2 separate regions of the Homo sapiens genome follow, and region 2 is linked to region 1. Evidence: read pairs that join two places in POLR2A ChIA-PET (ENCODE). Cell type or tissue: GM12878. All regions are shown on one strand. Links, peaks and the distances in the headings refer to the core of each region. The heading gives the core; the rest is flanking DNA.

What was found. Peaks named below come from ENCODE experiments on the same cell type or tissue, not always from the same donor. Only the 100,000 strongest peaks of a DNase experiment are listed, where the experiment ranks them.
Region 2: POLR2A ChIA-PET joins it to region 1 with 8 read pairs; 2 of 35 experiments call an interaction of 5 or more read pairs at or near these places.

What each region holds. Positions count from the first base shown.
Region 1 is chr1:40,227,300-40,237,771 of GRCh38, reverse strand. RLF (RLF zinc finger) reads right to left here. Exons shown (of 8, transcript NM_012421.4): 7 at 6,114-6,255; 8 at 1-1,980. Among named protein-coding and RNA genes, the nearest start is that of TMCO2, 15 kb to the left of the region's middle. In GM12878, for the core only: no CTCF peak of the experiment used is centred there; a DNase peak (open chromatin) is centred at 5,131; H3K27ac peaks cover 1,830 bases.
Region 2 is chr1:40,358,919-40,369,390 of GRCh38, reverse strand. It overlaps a transcript of SMAP2 not described here. Among named protein-coding and RNA genes, the nearest start is that of SMAP2, 9.6 kb to the left of the region's middle. In GM12878, for the core only: a CTCF peak has its summit at 5,509; no DNase peak of the experiment used is centred there.

The sequences.
Region 1 (10,472 bases), core at 2,552-7,551:
TGGGGAGTCACTGTTTGTATCTGAGCAGGGTTTAGGTTCTGCATCCAACTTTTCAGTTGTCTGATTATGTTCATTACCCAAAGAGGGAAACAGATCTTTCGTCTTTATCTTTTTGGGCTTGAAATGGTATGGATGAACCTTCCGTAAATGTTTCTGCATTCCTCTTGCATTTTTGTATGTGGAACCACAGCCATCAAAACCACAGGTAAACTTAGTCCCGTCAAAACAAACTGCCATACTGGAACATTTTTCTTTTAAACTGGAGGGCCCAAAGACTTTCTCATTAGATAACAATACATCCTGCATAGTTTCAGAGTGATCTAGTGTGTCAATTAGCTCTTCATTCATTGAAGCTGAAGAGCTATGACTTAACTGATCACTAGAATTACTGTCACTGTTTTCTTTCAGGTTTTCTGCAGTTTCTGTATCTATTTGAGAATTAGCTGATTCTGCACAGAAAAGATCTTCAGGTAAATGTGATTTATCAGTTTGGTTAAGTAGATGGGGCTGATTAATACAATCTTGCTTTTCACCTGTTGCAGACTCCTCAAGTTTCACTGATTTCTTTATGTCTCCATTTGAATTTTCAACATTATGCATTGAGAGGTGATTCTGGTATTCAATTTTGGAGTAATAGAACTTTTTACAGCCAAGGAAGTTGCATGTGTAAGATGCATCCCTAAAGTGTTGTGCTTCATGGTGGTAAAGCTGTCCCAAGTCACTGAAAACAATATTACAGCCATTTAATTCACATTTGTAACGCAGATCGTCATGCTTTTGTTTATGGTTAAGTAGTTCATTTACTGATCCAAACCTAGCATAGCAATCTATAGATACACACATATAAGGCTGAGGCCCACAATGCACTTGTTCGTGCTCTCGAAGGTGAAAAGCAGACATAAAATGTCGTCGACAGTAAGTACACTTCTCTCTTCTATTTTTCATATCCAAGTAGTGCTTGGCATTTTCATCATTATTTTGGTGTTCAGCTTTAAGATGCACACTTAAGTATTTAAATTGCTTAAACACACGGGAACAGTCTGTACCGGGACATGGATACAAATCTCTGTCTTGCAGGTGGCAATCTTCTAATTTGCTGAATGTGACATATTCATGAGACTCTCCTTTGGCTTGGTCATTCAATGAATGGTTTTGCTCTGGGATTGCAGAGGGGCTCTTAGGACAAATACCCTTTTGAGAGCCTTTTAACAGTAATTTCTTTTTAGAGCGGTCCCTTCTGCTTGGTGGCATTTTAACATGCTCCATCACATGAGGAACAAACATTTCTTTTCTCTTAAATTTTTTAATACAAACTGGACAGGTGTAAATTCCATCTTCCATATGCATCTTAGAATGATGAAGAATTCTAGCCTCTATACATTCCCGCTTACATAACAAACAGAAAAACTTGTACTGAAGCCACCTCTGATATCTTTCAGAAGAGCCAATAGGTTTTTTGTCTCTTTTCTCCTTATGCTGATCTGTCAAATCTCTTCTTCTATATTGTTTATCTTCTTTACCCTCATCATAGTCACTGAGAAATGACTCTAAAACATCTGTGTCATTAATGGACATTTCATAGCCACTTAAATCATCATCAGAATCTGAGGCTTCTTGTCCTAAAAGTTGGTGGCAGTGTCGTTTTAAAGTTTTCCAGTCCCAAAACTCAGGATCAAAAGGCCAGTGGGCTTTTAAAGCTAGTAAGAGCTCACATCGAAGAGAATTTGGAACCGGTGCATTTTCTTCATCAAATTTTTGATCTGGTTGCAAATATAGTTCTTCTAACATATTAAATCCATCCAAACTGGGTTCAATTAAGAATTCTGTAAGCTGACAGGCTCGTCTAACTTCTAAATCTTCTGGTAAAAGACAGGCAATTGTTTTACAAACTGATGCCTTCATTTCCTCATCTTCACTTGATCTGAGTTGAAGAGCTCTGACACACAGTAAAATTGACACCCCAAGACCAGCATCTTGTGCCTGTAAGTAAAAGAGGATAAAAAAATTATTTTTTTGCATACAGAAAGATTATATAACTTTCACTGATAAGGAATTTTAGCTTGTAAAAACTTTTAGAGTTCCTAAATTTTATCTTAAATCTTTCTTCATGAAAGTTACATTTAGATATTTCTTGTCTCAACATGCAAAGAACTAAATTAGATGCTACAACTACGAACAATGTACATTTACTAGGCACTGTGTATTAAAGCAGTTCCTTACTTCCAAGGAATTTATCTGTACCCCGAATGCATAAACAATAAATGCATGTGAATCCAAAGAAATTCAGGATAAAAAAGGTCACTGGAGGATTCAAAATAGAATGATGTTGAGTAGAGGGGCAGGGTTTAAAATGGCAGCAACAGGAAACACAGGTATAGATGTGAGTCTAAGATTAAATTCAATTTAAGAAATTCTCTTTGGCTGGGCACGGTGGCTCACGCCTGTAATCCCAGCACTTTGGGAGGCCGAGGCAGGTGTATCACCTGAGTTTGAGACCAGCCTGACCAACACGGAGAAACCCCGTCTCTACTAAAAATACAAAATTAGCCAGGTGTGGTGGTGCATGCCTGTAATCCCAGCTACTCGGAGGCTGAGGCAGCAGAATCGCTTGAACCCAGGAGGTGGAGGTTGCAGTTTAGCCAAGATCACACCATTGCACTCCAGCCTGGGCAACAAGAGCAAAACTCCGTCTCAAAAAAAAAAAAAAAAAAAAAAATTCTCTCTATCATGAACACTTGGATTTTTCAAAACTTCAAAGATAAAATAAATGATCCTTTCCATTTCCTCCTGAAAGAATCTGGTAATTTATAGTCACCGTCACAGGTGTACTGAATCTCAGCTTTCCAGGGAAAAAACAGAAATCAGAAATCTTGCTATGGCAGCAGGTTCTCAGAAACTAGTTTAAAATTAGGAAGACCTGGTCATATGTGATAAAAGCTTGGTACATACAAGATAACTCTTTTTATCTGAGAGGCTGAAATAAAATACAAAAATGACATGAGCAAAGAAAAGCAAGATATGTCAGAGTGGCTTAAAACGCACTGCTATGAGCAGAGACTTTAGAATCAGACTTTGACTGCCTTTGAACCCCAGCTTCACAACAAGTGACAAGTTCTCAACCTCTAAACTTCAGTTTCCTTATTGGTAAAATGATAACAGTAATGTTAATAACAGATTTTCCTCCTAAGGTTATAAAGATGAAATAATAACGCTGGCACATTGTAACTATTTAACAGAATACAATGTAAAATAATGGAGTAAATTCCACTGTTTAAATCAGTAAACAATTTGCCAGGCATTTAATTCTGTGTTGGGCATCATTCATTCTAAATGCTGGGAACACAAAGAAATCACTGTCATTGATTTACAGAACCCCTACTACAGCCTAGGCACTTATTTGAAATAAACTTTTTTGCACGTATTATCCTCATTTTATAGACAAAAAACCCCCAACACTCAGAACGTTAAGTTGCCCAATGTCACTAACTAGTGAGCAGAGGAGCAAGGACTTAAAAGCATTTAGGCCGGGCACAGTGGCTCACACCTGTAATCCCAGCACTTTGGGAGGCCGAGGCAGGCACATCACTTGAGGCATGGAGTTTAAGACCAGCAGGGCCAACATGGCAAAACCCCATTTCTAATAAAAATACAAAAAATTAGCCAGGCATGGTGATGCAGGCCCAAAGCCCCAGCTACTTGGGAGGCTGAGGCATCAGAATCCCTTGAACCTGGGAAGCGGAGGTTGCAGTGAGCTGAGATCACGCCACTGCATGCCAGCCTGGGCAACAGAGTGAGACTCCGTCTCAAAAAAAAGAAGATATTTGGCCTGAAGAGTAGAAGAGATGTGGACTGGTAGGTGAAAAGGGAGTGAGTGAGTGTAGAATCCCTTGCAAACTGAGACTCCAACTTTTTTTTCTTTAAAACTAGTCAAGTGTAATAGTGAGAAGGGGGAAAGAGTAGAACAGAGTTCAGTCTGTAACTGACTGTGAACAATCAATTGAGATAACTCCCTACCTTTCAGACGAGCTGAGACTCTAGCTTTTTTGAAAGAGAGGCATTACCTAGCCTGTATCAGCTAGGATCTGGTTCTGTTGTGAGTGGCAGACTTCCCACAACAGTAGTGGCCTAAAGAATATAGAAGTTTCTCCCTCTCATTTGGAATGTAGTCCAAGTAAAACAGGCCATGTTGCTTTAGTGGCTCCACAGGACTAGACCATGGGTCTCTTGACTTATTAGGATGATGTGATAGAAGTTTATCATTTGTAAGTAAGAGCAGAGAGGACTTGGGGAAAGTCAGCTAAATTTTAAAATAATTCAGTTTCTCAACAAGTTACTAACTCCTTTTGGAAGACTGTGAGGTGGACAGCAAAGAATGGCCATTCTTTCTTAAACAGCCTAATCTGGCTGGGATGGTAACATTTGAAAAATCACTAACAACATTTTTCAAAGAAAAGTAACCAGAAATACTATTATATATTCTGAACAGATATGCCAAAAAGTTACTGAAAGGAGTAGTGAATAAATGTGAATCAGGATATGCAATGTGGAGCTGAATTTTGAAGAAATTGGTGGGTCTTAAACTAGGAAGGTGAGGGATCAAGAGTGACTTGGCATACTGTTGCAAGCGCACATAGGATATAGCCAAGTCATTCAATCTTTGCTTTTTTTTTTTTTTTTGAGACAGAGTCTCACTCTGTCGCCCAGGCTGGAGTGCAATGGTGTGATCTCGGCTCACTGCCACCTCTGCCTCCCAAGTTCAAGCAGGTGGGGCAGCTTACACCTATAATCCCAGCACTTTGGAAGGCTGAGGTGGGAGAATTGCTTGAGGCCAGGAGTTCAGAACCAGTCTGGGCAACAAAGCAAGACCCTGTATCTACCACTGCTCCCCGCCAAAAAAGAAAAAGCCAGGTATAGTGGCACACGCCTGCAATCTCAGCTACTCTGGAGGCTGAGACGGGAGGATTGCTTGAGCCAAGGAGTTTGAAGCTGTAATGAGCTATGATCGCACCACTGCACTACAGCCTGGGTGACAGAGCGAGACCTGTCTCAACCAAAAACTGAAAACTAAAGTCAGAGATGGAGGATGTCAGGTTTCAAGCACCAACTTGTTGCACCCTTGCTGCTTGAAAACAGAGGTAAAGACTGAGTGTAGCTTCTAGCACCTGAGAACAGACCCTGATTGGCAGCCAGCCAGAAAACAGAAACCTTAGTCCTACAACCACAGGAACTGAAACCTGTCGATAAGAATAAGCTTTGAAGTGGATTTTCCACAGAGCCTCTGATAGAACTTAGCCTGGCAAACTACATTTTAGCCAATATGATAATCTTAGAAGAGAATCCTGCCACATTGTGCTGGATTTCTGATTTACAAAACTGAACTGATAAAAACGGACATTGTTTTAAGTATTAATTTTTGTGATGTTATTCAACAATAGAAAATTAGTACCTTTATTAAAGATTTAAACAAAACAAAATGTTCTAATGGCCAATTATAAAGTAATTGTTTAAACAGGCAAGTTCTATAGTTACCTTGAAATGTTCTTTTTTTTTTTTTTAAAAAAAAAAAGACCAAGTCTCACTCTGTCACCTAGGCTGGAGTGCAGCAGTGCAATCTTGGCTCACCACAACCTCCGCCTTCCCTGTTCAAGCGATTCTCCTGCCTCAGCCTCCAAAGTAGCTGGGATTACAGGCGCCCGCCACCATGCCCGGCTAATTTTTGTATTTTTAGTAGAGACGGGGTTTCACCAGGTTGGCCAGGCTGGTCTCGAACTCCTGAGCTCAAGTAATCCACCCGCCTTGGCCTCCCAAAGTGCTGGGATTACAGGCTTGAGCCACCGTGCCTGGCCTCTTAAAATGTTCTTAACGTGACAGGAGACACAACTTCATTCACAGTAATTAGAAATAAATATCACCTAACTTGTTTGACCATCAATTTGTTTCTGATTAATTATAGGAAGTCAATCTGGAGAAACAGTCAGATGTGGTCAATTCCATTAATCTTATTAAAACTCATTATTTCTTATCTTCCTTTAAAGGGAATTTCCTGAGAAGTTATCTTCCCACTCATTTCTTTCCTCCAGCTACAGTTAGCAGAGAAGGCATAAAGTACTCACTTCAGTTTGTATAACTCTAATGAGGCAAAATAAATGCTGCTGCGTTTTAGCTATGACACCAAACTGACGACAGCGCTCCAAAAAAGTATCTAAAGAAGGGTCAATTCTTCTTTGCAGTTTACTCCAAAAAAGAGTCAGTTCCCTATAAAAAAAGAAGATCATGGTAAAACATTTAAAGTAACTGGTATTTGCTGCCCTGCCCCCGGCAACCCAATTTTTTGATCTGTAGAAAGCTGACAGTAGAGAAAACAAAAACTAGATTAAAAGCTGTCTATATTCACCACTGCTTTCTCCCAAACTGATAAAATTGTTAAGAATCCTCCGTAACAATTCCCTGACTTCTCTCTTGTGTTTAGGGGGAAAAATAAAAACAAAACACTACCTCCTTAACAGTGGCATTTAAAAAAAACTTATTTAGATCCCATGTTGTTCTAAAAGGTTTTATCCTTCACACTGGTGATTAATATACTGATTGAATTAAGCCCTGTCCTAATGGGCAGAAATAATCAGCCATCACTAAATTAACAACGAAATATATATACAACAAAGACACTCTAATGGTACACTTCTATACAGTGATCTTAAAGGGCCCTTTCCAGATCTAAAATGTCAGGATGCTACTTAGAGCCTGTAGTTTGGAATGGTTAAATACTTCCAGTGAAATAAGTAAAATGGCACTTTTTGGAAATGGCTAAAATACAGGAATCTCACAAAGATTCATTATGGAAACAAAAGGAAAGCTTGAAAATAATAAATTAAACAAAAACATTTAATGGGTAAAACACTCACGCAAAAAAGCATTAGAAACTCAACAATGCCAAGGATAGAAATGCTAATGAGAGAATGTAAAATGTGAATGCAAGGAAAGCTAATAGTGAAACTAAAAAGAATGTTATCACTTCTAATAGCAAAACTAAAAAGAGGCCGGGCATGGCGGGTGGCTCATGCCTGTAATCCTAGCATTTTGGGAGGTGAAGGGGGGCAGATCACTTGAGGTCAGGAGTTCGAAACCAGGCTGGCCAACATGGTGAAACCTCATCTCTACTACAAATATAAAACTTAGCTGAGTGTGGTGGTGGATGCCTGTAATCCCAGCTACTTGGGAGGCTGAGAACAGGAGAATCGCTTGAACCTGGGAGGTGGAGGTTGCAGTGAGCTGAGATAGCGCCACTGCACTCCAGCCTAGGCGACAGAGCAAGACTCCATCTCAAAAAAACAAAACAAACAAACAAAAAAAACACTAAACTAAAAAGAATGCTATCACTTAATACATGTGGCTCTTTTAAGTAAATCAATGGATACTGATTAAATAATTTTCATTTAAAAATCTGTACTTTTTCATAAGCCAATTTAAAAACACTGATATCCTATATTGCTATTAACACAGACTGTCTCCCAGAAAGTTGGCTACAAATCCAAAGCTTAAGAAATGAAAACATGTAATTTAAAGTAAATATATTTAACGGAATTTATTTTCTTATATTTCTAAAGAGGGAACTGGGGCTCTTGTAAGGTGATTTTCTTTTCTTCTTTTTTTTTTTTTTGAGACGGAGCTTTGCTCTTGTTGCCCAGGCTGGAGTGCAATGGCACCATCTTGGCTCACCGCAACCTCCACCTCCCAGGTTTAAGCAATGCTCCTGCCTCAGCCTCCCAAGTAGCTGGGATTACAGGCATGTGCCACCACGCCTGGATAATTTTGTATTTTTAGTAGAGATGGGGTTTCTCCATGTTGGTCAGGCTGGTCTCTAACTCCCAACCTCAGGTGATCTGCCTGCCTCGGCCTCCCAGAGTTCTGGGATTACAGGCATGAGCCACCGTGCCCGGCATAAGGTGAAATTTTTAAGTAGTTATAAAACTCGCTTCAAAGATTGAAATGAATATATGGTGTCTCAAAAGATAAATGACTGGCCGGGCGTGGTGTCTCATGGCTGTAATCACAGCACTTTGGGAGGCCAAGGCAGGTGGATCACAAGGTCAGGAGTTCGAGACCAGCCTGGCCAACATGGTGAAACCCCGTCTCTACTAAAAATACAAAAATTAGCTGGGTGTGGTGGTGCATGCCTGTAATCCTAGCTACTCAGGAGGCTGAGGCAGGAGAATTGCTTGAACCCGGGAGGTGGAGGTTGCGGTAAGCCGAGATTGCACCACTGCGCTCCAGCCTGGGTGACACAGCAAGACTCTGTCTCAAAAAAAAAAAAAAAAAAAAAAAAGATAAATGAATAAAGCTTAACAGGATGGCAAATTTGAGCTATAACCAATATAATTAATTTAAAATGCCTTTAAATATTTGCCTTTATTTGGCTAGTGCTACTTTCCTAACCACAAGAAGTGAAAATTGAGATAGGCCAGCTGTGAAAATAGCCACCAACCAGGCAAGCTGGGATAACTGTTCATTTTTAAACACACAATTGCTTTATTCAGATTTAAGCACGTTAAGTAATAAAAATTTTTGTAATCTGTCATATGTATGTGAAATCTGTCCTATTTGAACAGAACAAAAATTATCAAAGCCAGTAAATCCTGATTATAACGATAAATGAGTAAATGATGTCAACTATCTAAAATTTACTGCAGGGCTGGGCATGGTGGTTCATCCCTATAACCTCAGCAGAGGATTACTTGAGGCTAGGAGTTCAAGACCAGCCTGAGCAACGCAGTAAGACCCTAAAACCAACCAAACAAAAAAAGCTTAGCCACTCTTGGTGGCACACCTGTAGTCCCAATTACTGAGGAGGCAGAGGCAGCGGGGGGCGGGCAGGGTGGTCATTGAGCCCAGGATTTAAGGCTGCAGTAAGCTGTGATCTCACCAGTATACTCCAGCCTGGGTGACAGAGTAATATCTTCTCTCAAATAAAATAAAATTCACTAACTAAAGCTGGGCACAGAGGCTCATGCCTATAATCCCAGATACTTGGAAGGCTGAGGTGGGAGATCACTTGAGCCCAGGAGTTCAAGGCTGCAGCGAGCTTCGATTTTGCCACTATACTCCAGCCTGGCAACAAAGTTAGGTAAATCCATTAAAGTGGTAAAAGGCAGGTTGAGAACTAAGGTGTCTCAAATAATTTTTTTTTTTTTTTGAGATGGAGTCCACGCTGTCGCCCAGGCTGCAGTGCAATGGCATGATCTTGGCTCACTGCAACCTCCGCCTCCCGGGTTCAAGTGATTCTCCTGCCTCAGCCTCCCTCGAGTAGCTGGGATTACAGGCACCCACCACCACGCCCAGCTAATTTTCGTATTTTTAGAGACGGGGTTTCGCTATGTTGGCCAGGCTGGTCTTGAACTCCTGACCTTAGGTGATCCGCCCACCTTGCCCTCCCAAAGTGCTGGGATTACATTACATGCATGAGCCACCACGCCTGGCTTTTTTTTTTTTGAGATGGAGTCTTGTTCTGTTGCCCAGGCTCGAATGCAGTGGCATGATCTCGGCTCACTGCAACCTCTGCCTCCCAAGTTCAAGCAATTCTCCTGCCTCAGCCTCCTGAGTAGCTGGGGACTACAGGCGCACGCAACTATGCCTGGCTAACTTTTGTAATTTTAGTAGAGATGGGGTTTCACCATGTTGGCCAGGCTGGTCTCGAACTCCTGACTTCAAGAGATCCACCCACTTCAGCCTCCCAGAGTACTGGGATTACAGGCTCAAATAAATTTTTTCCCCCCAGATGGAGCCTTGCTCTGTCCCTCAGGCTGGAGTGCAGTGGTGCGATATCGGCTTACTGCAACCTCTGCCACCCAGGTTCAAGCGATTCTCCTGCCTCAGCCTCCCTAGTAGCTGTGATTACAGGTGCCCGCCACCATCCCCAGCTATTTTTTGTATTTTTAGTGGAGACGGGGTTTCAGCATCTTGGCCAGGTTGGTCTTGAACTCCGGAACTCATGATCCACCTGCCCTGGCCTCCCAAACTGCTGGGATTACAGGTGTAAACCACCATGCCTGGCCACTCAAATAATTTTTAAAACAGTAAGTCAGAATGTCCAGGGCTTGGTTTATTCCAAATTAAGTATTTCAGGCTCCAAGTATGTTAACTCCAAATAAGCATGATCAAAAATGGGCATTTTATGGTGTATTTTGTAAAAATATTTGCATAGTTATAAATTGATGTAAAATGATTACCCACCCAAATATATAAACATGCCTGAAACCACGACAGCCAGTATGTTACTCATGAGGATGCAAGATGTCACTTCAATCATCCATTCAAATCTGTACACTGGAACACTGAAATCAACATCCAATAGTAACCTACAGCCTGACAGATCAAACATGCGCTAGGATAAGTTCTTCTTCAATTACTACAATAATGTGACTTTTTTAAACAAAGCCAACCATTGAAAATCATGGAAAATGATTCCACTGTATGTA
Region 2 (10,472 bases), core at 2,155-7,154, 130 kb before region 1:
ATGTGGGCTCTTTTTTGGTTCCATATGAACTTTAAAGTAGTTTTTTCCAATTCTGTGAAGAAAGTCATTGGTAGCTTGATGGGGATGGCATTGAATCTGTAAATTACCTTGGGCAGTATGGCCATTTTCACAATATTGATTCTTCCTACCCATGAGCATGGAATGTTCTTCCATTTGTTTGTATCCTCTTTTATTTCCTTGAGCAGTGGTTTGTAGTTCTCCTTGAAGAGGTCCTTCACATCCCTTGTAAGTTGGATTCCTAGGTATTTTATTCTCTTTGAAGCAATTGTGAATGGGAGTTCACTCATGATTTGGCTCTCTGTTTGTCTGTTGTTGGTGTATAAGAATGCTTGTGATTTTTGTACATTGATTTTGTATCCTGAGACTTTGCTGAAGTTGCTTATCAGCTTAAGGAGATTTTGGGCTGAGACAATGGGGTTTTCTAGATATACAATCATGTCATCTGCAAACAGGGACAATTTGACTTCCTCTTTTCCTAATTGAATACCCTTTATTTCCTTCTCCTGCCTAATTGCCCTGGCCAGAACTTCCAACACTATGTTGAATAGGAGTGGTGAGAGAGGGCATCCCTGTCTTGTGCCAGTTTTCAAAGGGAATGCTTCCAGTTTTTGCCCATTCAGTATGATATTGGCTATGGGTTTGTCATAGATAGCTCTTATTATTTTGAAATACGTCCCATCAATACCTAATTTATTGAGAGTTTTTAGCATGAAGGGTTGTTGAATTTTGTCAAAGGCTTTTTCTGCATCTATTGAGATAATCATGTGGTTTTTGTCTTTGGTTCTGTTTATATGCTGGATTACATTTATTGATTTGCGTATATTGAACCAGCCTTGCATCCCAGGGATGAAGCCCACTTGATCATGGTGGATAAGCTTTTTGATGTGCTGCTGGATTCGGTTTGCCAGTATTTTATTGAGGATTTTTGCATCAATGTTCATCAAGGATATTGGTCTAAAATTCTCTTTTTTTGTTGTGTCTCTGCCCGGCTTTGGTATCAGAATGATGCTGGCCTCATAAAATGAGTTAGGGAGGATTCCCTCTTTTTCTATTGATTGGAATAGTTTCAGAAGGAATGGTACCAGTTCCTCCTTGTACCTCTGGTAGAATTCGGCTGTGAATCCATCTAGTCCTGGACTCTTTTTGGTTGGTAAGCTATTGATTATTGCCACAATTTCAGCTCCTGTTATTGGTCTATTAAGAGATTCAACTTCTTCCTGGTTTAGTCTTGGGAGAGTGTATGTGTCGAGGAATTTATCCATTTCTTCTAGATTTTCTAGTTTATTTGCGTAGAGGTGTTTGTAGTATTCTCTGATGGTAGTTTGTATTTCTGTGGGATCGGTGGTGCTATCCCCTTTATCATTTTTTATTGTGTCTATTTGATTCTTCTCTCTTTTTTTCTTTATTAGTCTTGCTAGCGGTCTATCAATTTTGTTGATCCTTTCAAAAAACCAGCTCCTGGATTCACTGATTTTTTGAAGGGTTTTTTGTGTCTCTATTTTCTTCAGTTCTGCTCTGATTTTAGTTATTTCTTGCCTTCTGCTAGCTTTTGAATGTGTTTGCTCTTGCTTTCTAGTTCTTTTAATTGTGATGTTAGGGTGTCAATTTTGGATCTTTCCTGCTTTCTCTTGTGGGCATTTAGTGCTAAAAATTTCCCTCTACACACTGCTTTGAATGCATCCCAGAGATTCTGGTATGTTGTGTCTTTGTTCTCGTTGGTTTCAAAGAACATCTTTATTTCTGCCTTCATTTCGTTATGTACCCAGTAGTCATTCAGGAGCAGGTTGTTCAGTTTCCATGTAGTTGAGCGGCTTTGAGTGAGATTCTTAATCCTGAGTTCTAGTTTGATTGCACTGTGGTCTGAGAGATAGTTTGTTATAATTTCTGTTCTTTTACATTTGCTGAGGAGAGCTTTACTTCCAAGTATGTGGTCAATTTTGGAATAGGTGTGGTGTGGTGCTGAAAAAAATGTATATTCTGTTGATTTGGGGTGGAGAGTTCTGTAGATGTCTATTAGGTCCGCTTGGTGCAGAGCTGAGTTCAATTCCTGGGTATCCTTGTTGACTTTCTGTCTCGTTGATCTGTCTAATGTTGACAGTGGGGTGTTAAAGTCTCCCATTATTATTGTGTGGGAGTCTAAGTCTCTTTGTAGGTCACTCAGGACTTGCTTTATGAATCTGGGTGCTCCTGTATTGGGTGCATATATATTTAGGATAGTTAGCTCTTCTTGTTGAATTGATCCCTTTACCATTATGTAATGGCCTTCTTTGTCTCTTTTGATCTTTGTTGGTTTAAAGTCTGTTTTATCAGAGACTAGGATTGCAACCCCTGCCTTTTTTTGTTTTCCATTTGCTTGGTAGATCTTCCTCCATCCTTTTATTTTGAGCCTATGTGTGTCTCTGCACGTGAGATGGGTTTCCTGAATACAGCACACTGATGGGTCTTGACTCTTTATCCAATTTGCCAGTCTGTGTCTTTTAATTGGAGCATTTAGTCCATTTACATTTAAAGTTAATATTGTTATGTGTGAATTTGATCCTGTCATTATGATGTTAGCTGGTGATTTTGCTCGTTAGTTGATGCAGTTTCTTCCTAGTCTCGATGGTCTTTACATTTTGGCATGATTTTGCAGTGGCTGGTACGGGTTGTTCCTTTCCATGTTTAGCGCTTCCTTCAGGAGCTCTTTTAGGGCAGGTCTGGTGGTGACAAAATCTCTCAGCATTTGCTTGTCTGTAAAGTATTTTATTTCTCCTTCACTTATGAAGCTTAGCTTGGCTGGATATGAAATTCTGGGTTGAAAATTCTTTTCTTTAAGAATGTTGAATATTGGCCCCCACTCTCTTCTGGCTTGTAGGGTTTCTGCTGAGAGATCCGCTGTTAGTCTGATGGGCTTCCCTTTGAGGGTAACCCGACCTTTCTCTCTGGCTGCCCTTAACATTTTTTCCTTCATTTCAACTTTGGTGAATCTGACAATTATGTGTCTTGGAGTTGCTCTTCTCGAGGAGTATCTTTGTGGCGTTCTCTGTATTTCCTGAATCTGAACGTTGGCCTGCCTTGCTAAATTGGGGAAGTTCTCCTGGATAATATCCTGCAGAGTGTTTTCCAACTTGGTTCCATTCTCCCCATCACTTTCAGGTACACCAATCAGATGTAGATTTGGTCTTTTCACATAGTCCCATATTTCTTGGAGGCTTTGCTCATTTCTTTTTACTCTTCTTTCTCTAAACTTCCCTTCTCGCTTCATTTCATTCATTTCATCTTCCATTGCTGACACCCTTTCTTCCAGTTGATCGCATCGGCTCCTGAGGCTTCTGCATTCTTCACGTAGTTCTCGAGCCTTGGTTTTCAGCTCCATCAGCTCCTTTAAGCACTTCTCTGTATTGGTTATTCTAGTTATACATTCTTCTAAATTTTTTTCAAAGTTTTCAACTTCTTTGCCTTTGGTTTGAATGTCCTCCCGTAGCTCAGAGTAATTTGATCGTCTGAAGCCTTCTTCTCTCAGCTCGTCAAAGTCATTCTCCATCCAGCTTTGTTCTGTTGCTGGTGAGGAGCTGCGTTCCTTTGGAGGAGGAGAGGCGCTCTGATTTTTGGAGCTTCCAGTTTTTCTGTTCTGTTTTTTCCCCATCTTTGTGGTTTTATCTACTTTTGGTCTGTGATGATGGTGATGTACAGATGGGTTTTTGGTGTGGATGTCCTTTCTGTTTGTTAGTTTTCCTTCTAACAGACAGGACCCTCAGCTGCAGGTCTCAGATGGAAATGCAGAAATCACCGGTCTTCTGCGTCGGTCACGCTGGGAGCTGTAGACCGGAGCTGTTCCTATTCGGCCATCTTGGCTCCTCCCCGAATGTATCCAGTTATAGAATTTTCTATCTGTCCCAGTGGCCACTGAGCATAGTTTGGTTGCACTGTATCTAATGGATTTCAGAAAATTGGAATGAATTGAAGAATCCTGATACCACATTTCATACTCAGCTTCCAGATAATTTCTCTTTATTGTTTTTATTTTGTTTTGTTTTGCTTTGGTGGCAGTAGAATTTATTAGAATGTGCCTTTTAAAAATTATTTGAAATAGAGATGGAGTCTTGCTTTGTTGCTCAGGATGGTCTTGAATTCATAGCCTAAAATGATCCTCACACCTTGGCCTCCCAAAGTGCTGAGGTTACAGGCATGAGCCTAGAATGTGGCTTAATACAGGCACGTGGGCTTGCCCACGGTGCTCTCAGTATATAAAGCTTGAATGTCTTGGCAATTTTTCTTGAGTAATGACACTAGGAAGTTGACAGCCAGGTGAATGTTATGTACAAGCTCATCGTCTGTCATCTTCACATGGCCAACAGCCACAGCCAGACATAGCACCTTCTTCATCTGAAACTGGGTTGTGGACTTCACCTCATCCACTTTGGCCACCATGTTTTTGTTGTGTGTCAGCAGGGGAGGGAACTTACCCACCTTATTTAGGCCTGGGCCAAGGATTCATGGGATCTGCTTGATCAGAGACTCTGAGGCTAAAAAGACATTATACTTTTTGACAGCTGTTTGACCGATTATTATTCTTATTGAGCTTTTCAGCACCTTGATGTCCCTGTGGAGGATATCCACAGCCTTGAGCCATTTTTTTTTTTTTTGGAGACAGGGTCTCACTTTGTCATCCAGGCTGGAGTGCAGAGGCTCGAACATAGCTCACTGCAACCTCGACTTCCCAGGCTCAAGCAGTCCTCCCACCTCAGCCTCCTGAGTAGCTGGGACTACAGGCGTACATCACCATGTCCAGCTAATTTTGTGTATTTTTTGTAGAGACAGGGTTTCACCATGTTGCCCAGGTTGGTCCTGAGCTCCTGGAATCAAGCGATCCTCCTGCCTTGGCCTCCCAAAGTGCTGGGATTACAGGCATGAATCACTGTGCCTGGCCCATCTTATTTTTCTTTAATAAATTATTTTCTGTTTGTAGAAATAGGATCTGGCTATGTTGCCCAGGCTGTCTCAAACTCCTGGCCTCAAACAATCCTCTCCACTCAGCCTCTCAAAGTGCTGGGATTACAGGTGTGAGCCACCTTGCTTGCCCTCTTTTTTTTCTTTAAATCAGAGTATTTTGAAACCCCAACTCACATAAATAAGGACAAAATAAAAACCACTATACTAGAGAAGCCACAGTAATAAAATGCCCAGATTACTACCAAGAAAGAGGTATGGTGAACATTTTTGGACTATTGCCACAGGAAACTCTCATTAGTGTATCTTATAGCTAAGAGATCAAAATCTCTTAAGCCATATGTTAATCAGTTTCTGATTCACTGGCCAGTCACTTTACCTATACCAGATAACACTCATAGAATGACCTGTTCATTTAGAAAGCTGGATAATTATGCTCCCTGTTTTACTATGAGCTCAGTGTTATTTGTCACATGCAAATGAGCTTGGTGAGACTAAGCTTAGTGAGCTTCGTGATTCCCCTCTGGCTACAGCTGGTCTAAATGCTGCCTCTGGGGGCACCAGCTGAGTTCTGCCCAGGGTTGCTTTCCACTGTGACAAGGCAGCACTGAGTTCTAATGTAAAGTCCCACAATCACTGCACTCTCCTTCCCCCAAGCACACCAGTTCTCTCTCTGATCCACACGGCTGCTGGTGGGGAAGGGGTTAGTGGCATCAGCAATTCAAGACTGTCTTTTGTACTCTCTTCAGTGTCTCTTTCTGTAATATGAAGTTAAAACCAGGTACTGTGATTACTCACTGTATTTTTGGTTCATATGAAGGTGATTTTTTGTGTGGATAGTTGTTCAATTTGGTGTTCCTGTGGGGAGGACAATTGGTGAGGTCTTCTATTTTTGGCCATCTTGCTCTGCCTTCCTAGATATTAGATTTTTTTTTTTAAGTTTTAAATCAAAGTAAAAACATGCACATAGTTTTAAAAGTCAAGTAATTATACAAGGCTTATAATGACAAACAGTAATCCTCTGCCCCATCTCTGCCCACACTGGTCCCTACTCCTCTGAGACAACCATTTTCAACTCTTATAGTTGTTTCTTCTACAATTTATGTATTGCCCAAATAACATGTTTCTATCACCATGATTTACCTTCCCAGCTTTGCTTATTCACTTCCTGCTATGGAAGATGAAGATTTAGATTTCTTTATATATACTCCCCCAGACTTCCTTTCCCACATTTTCCTAGTATAGTTAAATGACAATATTTTGTTAAATTAATGCTCAATATTTATAATATTATGACTTAATATTATTGACAGTTGTGCTTTGTATTCATTGATTGCATTTTTTTCCTGGTTAAACTTTTTGTTTTTCCTGGAGTCAATAATTGCTCCACTTTGGAGTGCTTAATTTTCTATGAACCTATGATTAATTCATCTCCTAATACTCTGACAGAAGAGAATTTCCTCTTAGTGAGTTCTAACACATCAGCTAAGCTATAAATTTCATTATTCTTGGCGCTGTCCATCCTGAAGCTTCTGCCCTGCTGCTCCAAGCTGGAGGAGGCCTGCTGCTATGTAATCATCACCCTGGAATTCCCCTTCACTATCATCCTGGGAATAGCCTTCCTCTTTTTCCTGTGTTGAATGCTCTATTTTCTGGATTTGGTGCTTACGAGGGACAGAGCAAGTATAACTGACCAAGGCCTACTCCAAGAACTCTGTAGTGTAATGATAGGAAATTGCCCCACACCAGAGCATATCAATGTGAAATGGCAGAACACTGGGGGAAAAGGCAAGATCTGAAGTTTCCAGAGAGGAAAAACAAATCACATGAAAAAGAATCAGGAATGAGAATAGCATGGAGTTCTCAACAGTAGCACTGGAAGCCAGGAGACAATGAAACTTTGCCTCCAAAATTCTGAGAAAAAAAAGAGTTGCCAACCCAGAATTCTGTACCACCCAAACTACTATTCTAGAGGCAGTGTTGAATAAAGACAGTTTCACATACCATAGATTTCAAAATCTTGCCTCCTGCGCTGGCTGTGTTCCATTGGCTTCCACATCCTCTCTCAGCCCTTCAACTGGCTCTGAGGTCTAAGAGACAACTTTGATAGATGGCATCAACCTGGCTTCTCTGCACACCAGCTTTTGGTTGTGTTCAACCAATGGGAAGAACAGTGGGAAATCAGAGGGCAAGAGGAGAGAGAAGTCGAGTTATTTATTTTCTCTGCTTTCTCCCTACTGGCAGAGCTACTGCCCCCCTCCAGTGACAGTCAAAGTGTCTGCGACAGTGGCCCTCTTGACTGTGATGGTGGCCCTCTCCTACAGCGAGGGCTCACATCACATTCTGGTCATACTCTCTCCCCTGGCCTCTTCAGGCTTTGAGGGCAACAGCCATCTGCACTTGCTCGCCCCAAGATACATCATGCCCTTGGTTGATTTTCTTTCACCCTTCCCACACTTTACAAAATGGTCCCTTCTTTAAACGCTCCTCACTGGCCTCTTTTGCATTGGCCACAGGCTTCCTATTGGAATCCTAACCAGTTTATCTCCCATGCACACTTTGTCAAAAATGACAGCACAATCAAGCCGGGAGTCAGAAGCCTTAGGAATCAACCTGTTGCTCTATTCTATAGCAGCTGAGCTGGCACCCAAGCCACAAGACAAAGTCCTTCCCCCTCTTCCTTTCCCTTTGCTCAAGCAGAGGAGTCTCTCCCTGTGGCCACCAGTGCCCCAGGCCCACGGAAAGTACTCCCTGGCTTCTGCTGATGTTCATTCAAAGCCTAAGGGCTCTTTGGTCAGCTTGTGGTGAATGCTGCGAGGTGTGGGACTCTCCCTTCAGGGCAGTGGGCTCCCCTCTGGCCCAGGGAAGGTCCAGAAATGCCATCTAAGAGCTAAGGTCTGGAATTGGGGACCTCAAGGGCCCACTTGGTCAATCTGGTACCTAAGCTGCAGGACAAAGTTCCCTTTACTCTTCCTTCTCCTTTTTCAAGCAGAAGGAGTCCATTCCTGCAGCCACCACAGCTGGGAATGTGCTGGGTCACACATTAAGCCAGCACATCTCTGAGTCTCACCCAAGGCCCATGGTGAGTCCTGCCTGGGTACTGCTGCTGATCATTCGGGGCCCAAGTGCTCTTGAGTGAACAAGTGAAGAATCCTGCCAGGACTGGGTTCTTCCCTTCAAGGCAGTGGGTTCCCTTCTGACCCAGGGTGTGTCTAGAAATGTCATCCAAAACCTAGGACCTGGAATAGGGGCCTCAGGACTCTGCCTGGTGCCCTATCCTACTGTGGCTGAACTGGTATCCAAGTTGCAAGGCAAAGCCCTCTTTTCTCTCTCCTCTCTTGTGGAAGAAATGACTTTCTCCTGGAACTGCAAGCTATGCTGCCTGCAATTGGGGAAGGGATGGCAAAAGCACTACCTTGGCAGCCCCAGCTGGTGTCTTATTAAGTCATGTGCCCCCCATGTCCACTGGCTTCAAGCCCAGCATAGCATCAGGACTGTCCCCAGAATTGCAGTCCTCATGGCCTTGACTGTCTTTGAAGTTTACTTAGAACTCCAGAGCACTTTGGCCTGGGGTGGTGAGACTAATGTGAACTGTTTCCAACCACTGGTATGGACAATTCCCCTCTGGTGAGGATTGATCTAAATGCTCCCTGTGGAGCACTGGCTGAGTTCTGCCCAGGGTTGCTTTCCACTGTGACAAGGCAGCACTGAGTTCTAATGCAAAGTCCCACAATCACTGTGCTCTCCTTCTCCCAAGCACACTGATTCTCTCTGGGCCACACAGCTGTTGCTATGGAATGGGGGAGCAGTGCCATCAGCAATTCAAGACTGTCCTTTGGGCTGGGCACAGTGGCTCATGCCTGTAATCCCAGCACTTTGGGAGGCCGAGGCAGGTGGATGACCTGAGGTCAGAAGTTTGAGACCAGCCTGGCCAACATGGCAAAACCATGAGTCTACTAAAAATACAAAAATTAGCCAGGCGTGGTAGTGGGTACCTGTAATCCCACTACTCAGGAGGCTGAGGCAGGAGAATCACTTGAACCTGAGAGGCAGAGGTTGCAGTGAGCCAAGATCTTGCCACTGCACTCCAGCCTGGGCAACAGAGTAAGACTTTATCTCAAAAAAAAAAAAAAAAGCTCAGGCACGGTGGCTCACGCCTGTAATCCCAGCACTTTGGGAGGCCGAGGCAGGCGGATCATGAGGTCAGGAGATCGAGACCATCCTGGCTAACATGGTGAAACCCCGTCTCTACTAAAATTACAAAAAATTAGCCGGGTGTGGTGGTGGGCACCTGTAGTCCCAGCTACTCAGGAGGCTGAGGCAGGAGAATGGCATGAACCTGGGAGGCGGAGCTTGCAGTGAGCCGAGATCGCACCACTGCACTCCAGCCTAGGTGACACAGCGAGACTCCATCTCAAAAAAAAAAAAAAAAAAAAGAAAGAAGAAGAAGAAAAAAGTCTGTCTTTTGTACCCTCTTCAGTGCCTCTTTCTGTAATACGAAGTTAAAACCAGATACTGTGATTGCTTACTGATCAAAAATAATAATTACAACTTTTCAAGACATAGACAGTCCAATGAGATATAGACAGAAATGACAAAAAGTTAAAAAGGAGGGGGATAAAGTGTTGAGTTTTTATTAGTTTTTTTCTTTGCTTGTCTGTTTACGCAATCAGTGTTAAGTTGTCATCAGTTTAAAATAATGGGTTATAAGAGATGATTTGCAGTCCTTATGGTAACCTCAAATAAAAAACAAACAACAGATAAACAAAAAATAAAAAGCAAAAAAGTAAAGTGTACCACCAGAGAAAACCACCTTCACTAAAAGGAAGACAAGTAGAAAGGAAAGAAGGAAGAGAAAACCACAAAACAACCAGAAAACAAATAACAAAGTGGCAGGCATAAGTCCTTACTTACCAATAATAACACTGAATGTAAATGGACTAAACTCTCTGATGAAAAGACATAAAGTGGCTGAATGGATGAAAAAACAAGACCTGGTGATCTGTTGCATACAAGAAACTTACTTATAAAGACACAAATAGGGGTGCGGTGGCTCATGCCTGTAATCCCAGCACTTTGGGAGGCCAAGGTGGGTGGGTCACCTGAGGTCAGGAGTTCGAGACCAGCCTGGACAACATGGGGAAACCCCGTCTCTACTAAAAATACAAAAATTAGCTGGGCATGGTGGCACGCACTTGTAGTTCCAGCTACTTGGGAGGCTGAGGCAGGAGAATTGCTGGAACCTGGGAGACAGAGGTTGCAGTGAGCTGAGATTGTGCCACTGCACTCCAACCTGGGCAACAAAGCAAGGTTTTGTCTCAAACAAACAAACAAAAAAAGATACACATAGACTGAAAATAAAGGAATGGAAAAAGATATTCCATGTCAATGAAAACAAAAAAGAACAGAAGTAACTATATTTATAACAGACAAAATAGATTTCAAGATACAAACCATAAAAAGAGACAAAGAAGGTCATTATATAATGATAAAGGAATCAATTCAGCAAGAGGATGTATATA